2 separate regions of the Homo sapiens genome follow, and region 2 is linked to region 1. The links are chromatin contacts, found by Hi-C or POLR2A ChIA-PET in ENCODE. All regions are on one chromosome and are shown on one strand. The core of a region is the stretch at or near the end of the contact, and the rest is flanking DNA. Distances in the headings are between cores, read along the strand shown.

Region 1 (7,854 bases), core at 2,587-5,086:
GCGCAGTCCCAGTCTTTCCCCCATCTTGCCTGCCTTTCCCCCACCTCGCCTGCCTTTCCCCTCTGGAGTGAATGGGGTGAGAGCTCTGCTCAAGCCTCAGCCTCCAGGACACTTCATCATACCAGCTGCCTCAGGCAAATTAAGCACAACAAATGCTGATCTGTTCAGGGCTCCTCCCTGTTTATTGCAAGACTGTGGTTCTCAAACTTGACCTTTTGGGACACTTACAATTACCCTTGACTTCTGATTCTCTCCATGATGATCTAATAATAGCTGAGTATGGATATTCTTTGTCAAGTGAGGTCTCTCCCTCCACATTTGCTTATGGAATCAAGTGACAGTCACCCCATGTTCACTCTGTGCAGATAGCAGGTGATGCCTCCAGTAGAACAGACAGGAAATAGACTAGCAGAGAGAAACTTGCAAGCCAGAGGGCAGCAGAGGCAGCACAGGGCAGAGCTGGACAGTGAGGAAACTGAACATCAGCTGCTGGAGCAGCTGCCGTGAGGGAGCTGGTGGGGTTCATCTCAAGATGCTATGCTGCTGGGGCCGACCATCAGTGGGAGGTCCGATGCTCACCCGGACATAACATGTCCTGTGCACGAGCCGCACTGGAGCTGATGTCCTTTGTTTTAACAAAAGACCAATATTTCAGCCAGAAAAACCAGAGCATGACATTCAAAGACACCAATCAGCAACTGGGGGAATTTGAGAAGATGAACTAAACTCCTGTAACCTCAGTTTTTCTGACTGTGCACCTCACATAAAATGTGATATGGCAAGTGACAGCGGTATTTGTCATGCTTCTATTAAAGGCTCAGGTTTGGGGGTATAATTTACATATCCTAATCAATGAATTAAATACCATAATTGTCTTAGAGCTTAATAAGCTGTCAAAAGTGTGACAAAGAAGTTATGAGTCTTTATTCTAGCCCGTTTATCTGATGCACAATTATACTGAATCTCTGGAAGTCATAAGCAAAGGACCTGTAGTAAGAGACACCTGATCACTTTCCTTCTTCTTTTGACACGGGCTTTGTGCCTGCAGACTCTTTTATGGCCATGGTTCTAAATGATGTCAAATTATGAACTGTCAGAGCTCATATGTTTTTCTGATAAATGTTGAACTTTAACTACCTTTATTACACGAACATAATCAAAAGTAATTGTGCATCTGTTTACTATGGTGAGGGGTAACTGTAGAGCCACAGCTCCATCACGTCATGTCTGCATGCTGAGCTCTCCAACACAGATCAGGCTTTACACACACATGGAATAAGTGAATGCTGAAGGAATGAAATCAACCGTACTCTTGTTATGCTTCACCATCAATTGGGCTCTCATCTGAAAATCACAGACTCCAGAGATCTGCTGGGCTAAACCTTCTGTTTCGTTTTGAGGAGGATGAAATCCGATGGATGGGGTCATCAACCAAGGCCATGGTATGACCAAATGTCTAGAAACCATGGCTGGGGGCCCTGGTGCCATCACATGAGCCAGTGTCTAGAAACCATGTCTGGAGGCCCTGGTACAGCACTCTGCCCCCACCGACTGCATCCTTCTGTGAGTCCTAGGATCTTGGAAAATGTAACTGAGGTAAAATAAGGAGACAAAGGAACCTGATTCTAAAACAACCAGAAATAGTGAAATTGTGTCCTGATCACCTCTCCTGGGTGCAGTAAACACTCCCTGCTCTTACAGCTCGAATGCCCAGCCAGCCTTAGATCTCCTCAGGCTGCCGGGCCTGGGACTGAGGTGGGGTTTTTCCCAAATGTTCCATCCTACTCAGGTGCTCCATGCCCTGGATGAGGAACGAGGGTGTTTGGACCCTGACAGAATGTCGGGACCCCAGCGCATCCTTCCCTGGAAGTGACACAAAGTGTCCCCTTAAGTCAGCACAGAGAAGACTTTTGTAAAAAAAAAAAAAAAAGAAATGAACCCATTGCGTATGGAATTAGTGGGTTCTTGGTCTCGCTGACTTCAAGAATGAAGCTGCGGACCCTCGCGGGTTTGTTACAGTTCTTAAAGAATGGTGTGTCCGTAATTTGTTCCTTCCTCCCGGTAGGTTCGTAGTCTTGCTCACTTCAGGAGTGAAGCTGCAGACCTTCCCGTGAGTGGTACAGTTCCTAAAGGTGGCACATCCAGAGTTGTTGCTTCCTCCTGTGTGGAATTGTCTGGAATTGTTCCTTCCAGCTGATGGGTTCGTAGTAAGGGTTCGTAGTCTGGCTGGCTTCAGGAGTGAAGCTGCAGACCTTAGCGGTGAGTGTTACAGCTCTTAAAGATGGCGCAAATTAGCCAGGCATTGTGGTGGGCGCCTGTAGTCCCAGCTACCGGAAAGACTGAAATAGGAGAACGGCGTGAACCTGGGAGGCGGAGCTTGCAGTTAGCCGAGACCACGCCACTGCACTCCAGCCTAAGAGACAGAACAAGAATCTGTCTCAAAAAAAAAAAAAAAAAAAAAAAGGTGGCACAGTCCCAAACAATAAGCAGCAGCCAGATTCACTGCAAAGAGCTAAACAACAACGTTTCCACAGAGCAGAGAGAGAACCCGAGCAAGCTGCAGCGGCCTGCTCTGGTGGCCTGCTTTTAGTCCCTTATTTGGCCCCACCCACATCCTGCTGATTGGTCCGCTTTACAGGCAGCTGATTGGTCCATTTTACAGAGAGCTGATTGGTCCGTTTTGACAGAGAGCTGATTGGTGCATTTACAAACCTTTAGCTAGACACAGAGTGCTGATTGGTGCGTTTACAATCCTTTAGTTAGACACAAAAGTTCTCCAAGTCCCCAACCGTCCCAGAAGCCCAGCCGGCATCATCTCTCACTGGCTCTCGCTGCGGAACTTGGCGGGCCGGGTAATCCGGCAGCCCAGAGGGAGCTAGTTCCAGACAATCAAGAGGAAAAGAGGGGAAGAGAGAAAGAGACGGAGATCGGCTATGGTGGCCAACAATCCCGCGAAGAGGGAACGGTGGTCCACGCAGGGATTCAGTCTCCGATCAAGCCCAGCAGGCGCCGGCCGGCCACGCCGAGTGCGGGGCTTGCAGAGCCGGAGCTCACCTGGAACCCAAGCGCTGGGCCGCGAGCGCCGCGCGCAGCGCCGGCTCCAGCCAGTGCCTTTCTCTTCACACCTCCCCGCCAGCAGAGGGAGCAGGCTCCGGCCTCCGCCAGCCCCAGAGAGAGGCCCTCATAGCGCAGCGGCGGGCTGAAGAGCTCCTTGAGCGCGGCCAGAGCGGACGCCGAGGCCGAGGACGCGCCCAGAGCCAGCAAGGGATGCTACCACGCTGTCACCTCTCACCGTGAGCCACAACTGCTGGTCCTGCGTTCACGGCTTTCCTTTGTCTTTCAGGTGGAGACGCGCTGACCTGCCCCAATACCTATTGTTGTTTGTTAAATTACTCCAAGATACTTATAGTTAACGGCAAACACCCATTTATAACCACAAATCATGTCAGATGTTCAGGACCAGCACAATCAATCAAGTAAACAGCACCCTCCTTGAGTATGTGGCAGGTGTGTGAGGATTTCATGAACCTGTCCTGCATTTCCAAATCCATCCTGAGGCCTCTCCCTGGACACAGGTCTGTGGATCAGCCTGTACTCGGGCAGTTTTACCTTCTATGTCTGTTTGTCACGGTCCTCTTGTCCTAGTGCTCATCACTGCACGTTCCCAGCTCCAGCAAGTGGCCACTCTTTTCCCTCCACAACCAAAGGCCCGACGGCCCAGCCCCCCGGTGGCAGGTGGCCCTTCCATGGCTGAGGTCACACACCCAGCATCGCATCCTGCCCTTCTCGGGGCCTCGGGCCCCTTCGACTCGTCTCCAGGGATTGCACTTGCTCCTGCTGCCCACGGAGGTTTCCTTCCTGTGATTCCACTCGGAGGGGGCGCTTTTCTTTGCTGGCTTCAACCATCACAGAGCTGCTTTGTGTTCGCCGGCAGCTGCCACGCTTCCCTGAAAAGGCGGCTTCTGTTCTGCTGGAGATGAGCTGATTTGCCTGGCAGCCAACTTAAACAAGGAGGTACTTTGAGACCATTTTTTTGGAATCTTTGTCTTTTTCTCTCGACATTCAGCTTCGTAGTTGTAAAACTCTAAATACTCGTGGGGTTTAACACAAGGCTCGGGGGTTTTGAGGATTCCAAAGTGATTCCTGTATACAGTTATGACCACAGAACAAATTCACAGGGGAGAACAGACCATTCATTGTGACATTTGACACCGGACAGCAGATGATACAGTGTCCCCCTTATCTGTAAAGAAGGCAAAGTTTTGTTTCTGGTTTCCGAATCCAGAAATTAATAGTTCACTTAATTGCTAGGAATCTTCAAGGGTATGGTAGGCTCTGAGCATTGACCTGGCCCCTTATTTCCTGGCAATAAGTAACAGTTCCTGAAATTCTTTTTCTGCTATTAAATGTAACCTGCGACTTGAAGAAGCATTTTAGTTATTTACTCTCTCTGTGAACAAAAAATAACAATGCAGGCTGGGCAAAGTGGCTCACACCTGTAATCTTCACACTTTGGGAGGCCGAGGTGGGTGGATCACCTGAGGTCAGGAGTTCAAGACCAGCCTGGCCAACGTGGTAAAACCCCATCTCTACTAAAAATAGAACAAATTAGCTGGGCGTAGTGACAGGCACCTGTAATCCCAGCTACTCAGGATGATGAGACAGGAGAATTGCTTAAACCTGGGAGGCAGAGGTTGCAGTGAGTTGGGATCGCACCACTGCACACTAGCCTGGGCAACAAGAATGAAACTCCATCTCAAATAATAATAACAACGCTCAGTGCTCATCTTGTTTCTTGCTTTCTCCCAAAATGTTAGTAGTTAAATGTAAAAAATGAATTCCCTCTTTAGTTAAACTAGCTTCCTGTGTGGTGTCCACTCGATGACATACCATAGCAGGGATCCCTTGTGTAACAAACATCCCTCTTCAAAATAATGAGGACTTTCTTTAGTCCCCAGACAGCCTTTAGTGACACATTTTCTTGTCTCCACTGCCCTCTAGTACGTGAATATAACCTCTCAGTAGCTACGCTCCCAGGTGGCACCAATGAACCATGCCTCCTGGTAGTCCTCTCCACGCTAAGTTGGGCCAGCCCTCTGTAACCAAGAGAATGTGGTGGTGGTGATGCTGTGTGACTTCTGTGACTAAGTTATAGGAAGCTTCTGTGACCCTGTGAAACATTTGCTGTGATTTTTTTAGATCACCCCCTCTGTAAAAATCCAGGTGCCAAATAAGAAGCCTAACTACCTGGAGAGCACCATGGTTTGAGGAATCCCAAATTGGCCACATGGAGAAGGTGCCTTCCTGATCTACCCCAGCTTTTCCAGACCTCTCAGTCTGGATGTCAGGTACATGGGTGAAGAGGCCTTGAGATGTTTCCAGCCTCGGCCCCAGTCTACCTGTAACTGATGGAGGAACCCAAGAGGGAAATGTCCAACTGAACTATAAACTTCCAGAACTGTGAAAGGCAATCACAAATTGTTGTTTTAATCCTTTTAGTTTTCAGATGGTATACAGCAATAAACAGAACAGCACTTCATAATTGACCAAATGGGAGAATGTGTGTTTGAGAATTAACAAAACCATTTTGAATTGTAACTAATGAGAATACTTTTTTCACCCACACAACCCCCATCCTTTCAGCAAATACCCTTTATTTAAATTCTTAGTTTTGGGAAATATGTATTTTGGAAAATATGTATACATATGTATAATGTGTACATATACATGTCAATCACCTGGGTCATAAAGATCCTAAATTTATCTGCAACACAATATGATCTTTGCAATTGTCACGTAAACTTTCTTGAAATCTCATAATCCCGAAAAGCGTTATACACAGAATACAGACATTTTTATTGGATACAGGACCCAATTTTAAATTTGCCCTTACTTGTTAGCCTTTTGGAATGTCTGACATCTTACAAATTCAAAACTGTTCTTTGCATGTTTGGAAAATTTAATAGCATTTTCTGAAGTGTCTCCACAGAATGTAACTTTTGGTTAACTTCATGTAACTCATATGAAAGAAAAAAAGCCAGTTTTTGAGACTCTCATCTTAGAATGATGGCATTTAATGCCAGAGAAAAACATGGAGATAGTCCAGCCTAACAACACATGTGTTCTTAATCCTGTAATCTGTTTTCCGCACTCCATGGAGAATGGTATTTTAGATTTAAAAGCAAATTTCAGCATGTCTTTCTTCTAATAAAAACTTTAAACGATTTTTCAGGGCTTGTAGGATGTAAAGACCAAAGTTTTTAATATATGTATGAGATCTCTGCATGGTTTCATAATATTATAGCTACTGTTCAATAAAAGTATTGCACTAATTCCATATTCCAATGGAAAAAATAGACACCTAACAGCATACAAATATTTTAAGGATGCATTAAATACTGGAAGACAATACTATTTAAAACTTGGCACAATTAAATATATACATAAACACTGAAAGCAAAAGATTAAAAAGCATAAATGGCATAACAAATTTAACTCAATAAAATTATATATTTTCTAGAATCAATAACACAATCAAAATAAACAAAGAAAGTGAAGGAACAAATTGGGAGGAAATGTTTATTACATGCACCTAACAAAGGGTTCTAAAAATTGATACAGGAAAAAGTAGCAAAAGCAACAAATAAATAATTGACAAAGGATATGAATGGGCATTCATAAAACATAAAGAAATGGATATGAAAAATAAAAATATTATCTCTCTCCAGTCATCAGAAATCTGAATACTAAATGAGCAACCTTGTTGCACATCCTGATCAAATAAAAATCAAAACCAAAACCAAAAAAGTAAATTACCTGAAAAATTTAGTAATGACAATATTGCAGGAAAGTAGCCTTTTCCTACCAAGTGGTTCTATTATATTTTAAATATGTTTCAACGGATGTCTTTTTTGAGACATATGATGTTTTTACACAGAAGACTGAGATGACAGGGTTCTCATCTGTTGTCCATGAGTCAGTAGATCCCATTTAGGGAAATCTAGTCACTGCTATGCTATTAAAACTTGTCACATGGGCTTGGAGGATGGTGGTGGGAGGTGGGTGGAGGGTCCTAGAGGAGTCATCATTGTAAAAAAGAAATGTTTTAATGATTCACCTCACCTGGAAACAAGTGAAAGTGAGACCCTGACATCCTCCAATATTATTGCAACCATGAGTTAGATGAATCCTCTCCTGGGACTCTCATTTAGACTTAAATATGTATAAATTTATGTATTTATACGTATGTATATACGTATACGTGTTGCTCTGACTTTAATGAGACACCAGTTTTATAACAGTACCAGTAAAGATGACTCTGGCTTTCATATTTGACATTTTTAGTCGTCTTCATCCTTTACCAGTATTCACTTTGAATGCAAACCTCTGTTTCAAACACCTCAGGAGCTTCCAGCAGAGGTTTTTCCAGTAGACCACCAGGGCCGAGGTGCCTCACTCTTTCTCAGCATCACTAGGAGGTGCTCAGTGCAGAAATCTGCTGCACTCCAATGCAGTGTGGGTGCCAGAGTAGAGCCCTGGCCTCCAGGCCCTCTGACCAGCTCTTCATGAGTGGTGCAGGGTTGTGCATGGAGGAGAAGGCTGTGATCCCCAACCCTTGCAAAGGTTGATGAGCAGATGCATGACAATAGAATTGAGCATTAATTATCTTAGTTTCAAAAGACTGAATTACTACTGGAGACACCATCGTTACTGACCTTCGTGAGAAAAATATGTATTTAAAAATTCTGTTACAACACACAATATTTAGTTTGTAAAAAAACCATCTCTTATTGCCAGCATTGCTTCTGAAGCCCTGTGGTGACATCTGTTTTTTTTCGGAATGGAGGCTTGTGT
Region 2 (7,854 bases), core at 2,362-4,861, 220 kb before region 1:
AGGGCATGAGTTCCACAGAGCAGACAGGAGTTTCTCAGGCCTGTGATCCAGAAGCAGTTGACTTGGCCCCTTTTACCAGCATTAATTCACCTTTGAAAGGTTAACAGCTGAAAGAATAGGTTTAGAAAATGTCTGAATTATGTTTCCCTTCCTCCAGATGGAGGTCCTTGAGGGCAGGCTCTACCCATTGTGTCTGAGGGCAGTTTGTTGTAGAATTCCCAAGGAAAGTGAGAAAGTTGTGTTTTCTTTGTAAGAAGTGTCTTCAAAAAGTAAACGAACTACCTATATAGAATCTATTATTTACTGTGTAAAGGTTCACCACATTCACATGGAGTTCTTAATTTCAACCTTATTTCATAGTAATTGCAGGAAACAAGCTTGAGAGATAAGAGGCTATCACACCACTGATTTTTGGCTACTGAAGTGTAAAAAGAGCTCAACGGAATGTGAGAGGGTAGTTCTAGAAATAAGGCAGACAGCAGATACAGAATGAAAGTCAGCATGGACTGTAGTTCCTCTGAAACTTGTAACAGAATCACACTTCACCTGTTTCCTTGGCAGGGCTTTCTGGGGATTTCCTGCGTGCTGGGAGATACTCTGCCCACACGGTCAACGGGGCTTGGTCAGCCTGGACGTCGTGGTCACAGTGCAGCCGTGACTGCAGCAGGGGCATTCGGAACCGGAAGCGTGTTTGCAACAACCCCGAACCCAAGTATGGGGGAATGCCTTGCCTTGGCCCATCTCTGGAATACCAGGAATGCAACATTTTGCCCTGCCCAGGTAAGTGGATTGTGTAGTCTACAAAACATCTGAAAACTCAAGGGCCTTGGAGAGTCTTCTAATTTACCAGGCCTCACGCAGCTCCCTGGCTTCGTGTTTGAGATCTGTGTTCTTAATAAATGTCTTGGCTATGCGTGGTTGCTCATGCTGGTAATCCCAGCACTTTGTGAGGCCAGAGAGGGGGAATCACTTGAGCCTAAGAACTCAAGGCTGGGCAATATAGCCAGACCTCATCCCTACGAAAAATACAAAAATTAGCCAAGTATGTTAGTGCACGCCTGTAGTCCCAGTCATTCTGGAGGCTGAGTTGGGAGGATTTCTGTAGTCCAGGAGATCAAGACTACAGTGAGCCATCATCAGGCCACTGCACTCCACCCTGGGTAACAGAGCGAGACCTTGTCTCAAAAGTAAATAAACAAACAAATAAATAAATGTCTTGTGTGATGTCATCACCTGTTGGATTAGCCCAGAGTGGAAAAAGGAAAGAAAAAGAAACCCCTTCTCCCAGCAGACCTGAAACCAAATCCTAAATCATTCCAAGCAATATTAAGACCATTCTCTCAGCCCTCCTTTCAGACAAGCATGCAACTTTAGTTGTCTGTATAAAAAGATCTGATAGGCCGGGCCACAGTGGGACCTCCCTGGGCCCTGGGCACATTTGTCTGCAGGGGCCCCCCACTCCCTAATGCATTGGGGAAAGACATCATCTAGGCTAGATTGTGTTCATGTTTTTTTCTTCTGATTGTAAAAGGAACTAAAACTTTCCTATGAGCTACTCGAAGGATATGGACTCTAGTTGTTGTGCCTGATGGAAAAGCCGGCCTTTCTAATGTGGTCTGAAATATCTGGGGCCTTTGGAGTGACCATCAGCTCCTTCTGGAGGCTGATCCCTTCCTGGGCCACTGATGGACCCAGCCCTCCCCCACATGGCCTCCATGTACCATCAGGTGGTCATCCAGGGTCACGGGTATCAAACATGCAACCCCTGGACCCTGGGCCTGCCAAGCCAGTTCTTGGTCCTCATGTCTTCTGTCACAAAAGGTCTACCTCATTAATTAAGTCCTCCAAAGACGCAAACTCTTCTCTCCTGTGGGCCTAGCAGAGCTGTTTTTCTGGGTCTTCTTCCTGGGGCCTGGCTTTTCATTCCACTGAATTCCCAAGCAAGCACAGAGTCATGAAAATGAGCCGAAAGAGCCCCCGCCCAGGGCTTTTGCTCTGACAATGCCTGAAACACTCCTCCATCTTTCCCTTTAATATTCAAGCCCCTGTTTCTGCCTTTCTCCTGCCGCAGCTCAGGGTCCCTAGCACCTAAAACACTTCCACCAGAACTTCCCACTTCCTGCTCTCCTGTCCAGAACCCACGGAAAGTCTTCAGCCCACACGTCATGGCCATCCTGAGGGCTGATCTGTGACTGGGGAGGCTGCCTTGACTTTTGTCTGAAGCTCCATGAGGACAGGGACTCCTGGCCTGGTCTCACTCATGGCAGCAACCTTAGCTCCCAGCAGGGGCCTGGCACATACTAGAAATACCCATCAGGGATTGTTTTTTAATAATGAGGAAACAAAGAGTTGGTTAATTGATCTTTCTTCATTCATGTCATTTCTCAGGAAACATTTTTGAGTAACCGACTGTGCACTGTTTACAGGGTATACACAGATGCAGTGTTATGATCCAGGTCAGAAAGAAACTTAAGAGTTTAGGGAGAGTGCATCCTGGGAGCAGCGTCAACCCAGTATGGCCACTGGCTACTGAGTTTATGACAACCAGGTGCAGTGGCTATATCCACCAAGGAGCCAGCCCCTTGGTGGATTTCACCAAGGAGAAATCATGGCAGCCACAGCAAGCAGGCTGCCCTTAAGCTGGGTCTCGAGGGACAGAAACGAGTTGGTGAAATTGACAAGCAGAGATGGGAAATTGGGAGGAAGGCTCATTCTGGAGTTGGATACAACATTTTTAAAGGCATAGAATATTAACATATTTCTAGTAGATACAACTTTCTGAGTTCTTACATCAAGAAACTGGCTTGTAGCAGATACTCAATGAAAATTCATTGGATTGGGTGCTTGGAAGGGTGGATAATGGATGGATGAATGCATAGATGAATAAACATGTATATAAAACTGAAAATATATAGTTTCCAGATTTGTAGCTGAGGCTCCCAATAATGTTTCTGCTCTTATCAGCTGCCTGGCTCCTCCTAGGGTGTCTCTGCTTGAATTTCTCCAGCCTCAGGAGACTCCTCCTCTGCCCACCCAGCTTTCCCAGCCAAGCTGATGCTGAGAGGCTGGGAAAGGTCACTGAACTGTTCTTTCCCACAGCCCCAGTAAAAGGAGTCCTCCTCTGGGGGCTGAGAGGAATCCTGTGGGCAAGCTCACTAGATTCGGGTCCATGCTATAAACTGGAACAGGGGCAGACGTCATGGGAATGTCAGGGTCCCTCCACCCACCCTTGTCTCCCTGGGCTCCAGACCCTATCCTTGTTGCCATGGGTAGGATGTGCAGATTCCTGCAGACACTTGGATGTTGTCCTAGTGCACAAGTACAAAGGGTCACCACTCATCTCAGAGACACTCTATTAACATGATCTGTTGGTTGCTCTCATTTTAGTTGATTTGGTGGTCAAGCCAATACCATGTATACATAACTTTAATATGTTGAAATAACCCTGTCCTCATTTTCGTTTTAAAAGCCAAGATTCTGCAGAGTGTTGTGGAGTTATTCAGAGTGGCCCATGTCACCTTGCACTAGGCAGTGGGTGAGTCAGGGCTGAGTGGTGCTTCCCCTGCCTGGGAAATTCCTAAACATATGATCGGGCATGACCCAGCAGGGAGGGTTGGAAGTGCTAGGGGTGTGAATGCTGAGCTGCACAGTCACCAGGAAGCCAGTTAGAGGCCGATTCCTGTCTCACTCAGGATACTCTCCCCTGTGAATTTACTCTTCTTTAACCCTGTTGGGTTCATAGTGGACAATTACAAATGGACACTGTATTTTATTTAAAAATATGTTTCCTCATTAAAATTAAATATGAAAATAAATCAGCCGGGCATGGAGGCTCACACTTGTAATCCCAGCACTTTAGGAGGTAGAGTTGGATAGATCACTTGTGGTCAGGAGTTTGAGACCAGCCTGGCCAACATGGTAAAAACTTATTCCTACTAAAAAGACAAAAATTAGCCTGGCATGGTGGCATGTACCTGTAATCCCAGCTACTTAGGAGGTTGAGGCAGAAGAATTGCTTGAGCCCAGGAGGTGGAGTTTGCAGTGAGCTGAGATCATGCCACTGCACTGCAGTCTGGGTGACACAGTGAGATTCTGTCTCAAAATAAAAATAAAATAAACCAGAGAATATAAAAACACATTTTAAATTAATCAATGAAAAAATTTTACCTCTAAGACTGATGTGTATAAATAAACTATAATAAGGTTTCTAAGTCAAGCCCATGCTGAAATAATCATTTTTTTCACCTTCTGTGGGTCCATCTAACTAGTACCTTCACCTACATAATTTACGCCAGCATTGAGAAATAGCTAATTATTTCTTCTTCACTCCTTTTCCTCAATGCATATTTGATTTAGCCTTAAAGACTCCAGACTTTGACCTACAAAGGTACAGACAACAGATGTTTTTTTGTTGCTAAGTAATGTTCAGCTAAGAGGAAAGCAACCTCAGAGTTTGGCACATGTACCCTAAAACTTAAAGTATAAAAAAAAAAAAGAAAAGAAAATGAAGGTAAAAACCTAATGAAGTAAACACAAACTCTTTTCATCAGACTTAACTGAGATGGTTCTGTTTTGTATTTTGCAAACAATAATTCTATGGGGGAAGGAACACTAAATCTAATGGAGGGACAGACTCTGAGTCAAAAGAATAATTCTGGCAGTTGTGTGTCCTATAGATAAATCTCTTAGGCATCTCTGGTGTGCTCAGAACCCTCTCTTCCTTTGCATTCTTGGAGTCCTTGAGTCCATACTTTGAAGTGGAGCCAGGCAGGGGGCAGTTGGTGTAGGAAATTTCTGCTTAGAGATCCTTAGGAGCAGAGAGCACAGCTGTCCTGCAGTGCAAACCTATGTAGTCCAGACCTCAGTATGCTGGAGAATCAATACCACATTTGCCCATGTCCCGAGAGACTGTGAGTGAAGGGCTTCACATCTCTGATCACACACAGGAAGCCTGTTGAGCAAATCTTAGTTATTTAGTTTTTACTTTGCTATTTAGGTCTCTGGCAATTGTACATTGGTTACTGCCATTGTTTTTAATCTTACTGTAGTGGGTGGAATATTTAGCTAGAATCTCTACAACAAGAATGTTATCCTCTTCTGTCAAGTTATTTCATGTATAAATTTCATTTTATCAAAAATAATTTCCTATAATTAATTGCTTTGATTCCTTGAAAGAAACATGGATCTGAGTTTGTGTTTGTCTGATCTTCCCATGAACCAGTATTTCTTGAGCTAACTTGGGTGATGATTCAAGCCATGAGGAGATTCCTATGTGATTTTTAGCAACATGGGAGGAGTTATGGGAAGCCCTAACCTGTGCTTGTGTGTCAGGTTCTGTGCTCAGCCTGCCACTGTTCCAGCCCCAGCTTCCCACTCACTTGCCCAGGACCTAACCTCTCTATGCCTCAAGTCTTTCATTTCTGGAACAACCCCCAGGGCAGTTGTGAGGATGGAGATGGAATATTGAATGAGTTTATTATTTTAATTATTACTATTACTAATGTTATTTTTTTAGTCCAATATAGTTCACATAGCAGGGGAAAAAAATCTATTTTAGTGGCTCAGCCTCACTCAGGCCCCTGACATGCTGTGCCTTCCACAGTGGCTTACATTTGTTTTGTTTTCTTGGCCCTGCAACTTTCTACTTCCCCACCAGGTTGTACAGGCTCCCTTGTGATGAAGGCTATTTCATTAAGATCTGTGTTCTGAAATGTCTATTTTAGAAATGCTTTGGCCTTTCTAATATGAATTGTTAGTACAATAATCAATATCCTACATTATGGCTCCATGATGTGGGTTGAAACCTGTAACATAAAGACAGGGTCAAGAGGACAGAAAGCAAGCACCGCATTAGAATTGGTCTGGGGACATAGGGCAATTGCAGACTAAGCAACTTCCGGACAGAGTAAGGAAGTGGTTCCAGGTCTCCTTTGAGTTCCCTCTGTACTAGAAACATCCATTTCCCCAGTTCTTTGACTGCTGAAATTGGTAGAGGTAGAGTGTGATCTTGTGATTTGAACTCCCAAGTGGGAATGTTTCAGCAACTGGATTCTGTTCCAAATGCTCTCTTAAACGGTTATTCAAACAACAGCTCCATTCTCTCTGTTTAACAATAAATGATCCTGTGCCAGGAGAATTTACCATGATACCAGATGGACAGTTGGTGTATGTGTGAGAGAGGATTTATTAGACTAGATCACATACACATTGGCTTACATGTTGGTAGAAATGTGGACAGGAATAAATATTGTTTGGAATATCACAGGATATATTATGTACATCAGCTTCCTGGTATGAGATCATTAGATGTTGCATGATTATGGAACCGTTGAAATGAGCACATTTAGTCTCTGTTTTTATTTTTGTTTTCGCTGTGGTAAGAATACTCAACATAAAATCTACCTACTTAACAGATTTTTGAGTGCACAATACGGTATTGTTAAGTATAGGTATACAACGATGTATAGTAGATATCTAGATCTTACTCATTTTGAATAACTGGAAGTTTATACCAGCTATACAGCAATTCCCCACTTCCCTCTCCCCCAGTCCCTGGCAACCACCGTTTTACTCTCTGCTTCTATGAGTTTGACTATTTTAGATACCTGATCTAAGTGGAATAATGTATTATTTGTCTTTCAGTGTCTGGCTTGTTTCACATAGCATAATGTCCTCCCCTAGGTTCATCCATGTTGTTGCATGTGGCAGGATCTCATTTTTTAAGGTTGAATAGTATTTCATTGTATGTACCTACCGCATTTGCTTTATCCATTCATCTCTTGATGGACATTTAGGTTGTTCTGAAATTTTGGTTATTGTGAGAAATGCTGCAGTGAACATGAGAATGCAAATGTATCTCAGAGATCCTAATTTCAGTTTTTTTGATATATACCCAGGATTGGGATTGCTAGATCTTACAGTAATTCTATTTTCATTTTTTTATTTTGTGATGGAGTCTCGCTGTGTCAGCCATGCTGGATGCATTGGCACCATCTCAGCTCACCGCAACCTCCGCCTCACAGGTTCCTGCGATTCTGCTGCCTCAGCCTCCTGAGTAGTGAGGGTGACAGATTTGCACCAACATGCACAGCTAATTTTTGTGTTTTTAGTAGAGACAGGGTTTCACCATGTTGGCCAGGCTGGTCTCGAACTCCTGGCCTCAGGTGATCCGCCTGTCTTGGCTTCCCAAAATGTTGGGATTACAGGTGTGAGCCACCATGCCCGGCCTCTGTTTTTAATTTTTTGAGGACCCTCCACATTGTTTTCCGAGGCAGCTGCACCATTGTACATTCCCACCAACAGTGTATAAGGGCTCCAATTTCTTCACATCCTCACCAACACTGATCTTTTGTTTTTTGGATAATAGCCATTTTGGCAGGTGTGAGGTGATACATCACTGTGGTTTTGATTTGCATTTCCCTGTTGATTCATGATGCTGAGCATCTTTTCACACACTTGTCGGCCATTCATCTGCAGGTTTATCATTCCATACAGAGGCCAGGGATCTACAGAACACATGGTTGGTTATACATCAGGCCCTGACACAATCTAGGGCACACATTAGACCCTTCTGAGCCCTGAGCTGCCTTGTGCGCATTTAGAAAGCCAAGATCTAAGACACTTGCCATTACTATAAGTCACAATGACTTATTTTTGCCCTGGTGTATGGGGCATGCAAGGGTACTCACTGATGCCAAGCTCCAATTTAGGTTACAAACAGAAAAAAACTGTCAGCAAGTGCTTCCTTCAGTGAGAATAGATATGGGAGAGAGCTTTTTTTTTTTTTTAATTTTTAAAGTTCTAGGAAAACACATGCCTGGCTTTTTTATTGCTGATATTACAGCCAGTATCAAA

What was found. Hi-C counts contacts between places; a loop is a spot of excess contacts on that map. ChIA-PET counts read pairs that join two places held with the same protein, here RNA polymerase II (POLR2A).
Region 2: a map of chondrocyte shows a loop between it and region 1 (2.5-fold over the local background). The contact joins the enhancer-like site here to the promoter of LINC02199 in region 1. A Hi-C loop is called at or near these places in 2 of 168 maps with a recorded cell type or tissue (IMR-90 and chondrocyte). POLR2A ChIA-PET finds 5 or more read pairs at or near these places in 1 of 52 experiments (IMR-90).

Annotation. Positions count from the first base shown.
Region 1 is chr5:8,835,714-8,843,567 of GRCh38, reverse strand. It overlaps LINC02199 (long intergenic non-protein coding RNA 2199), which reads right to left and starts at 3,836. Exons shown (of 3, transcript NR_109932.1): 1 at 3,610-3,836. All of the region lies in intron 1 of LOC101929307 (a long non-coding RNA gene), which reads left to right.
Region 2 is chr5:9,055,813-9,063,666 of GRCh38, reverse strand. SEMA5A (semaphorin 5A) reads left to right here. Exons shown (of 23, transcript NM_003966.3): 18 at 562-780. Among named protein-coding and RNA genes, the nearest start is that of MIR4636, 5.8 kb to the right of the region's middle. Within about 2 kb of position 3,611, at least 5 of the 41 ENCODE cell types and tissues checked have a DNase peak (open chromatin) inside an H3K27ac peak, as active enhancers do; they include IMR-90, where a contact is called at or near this core.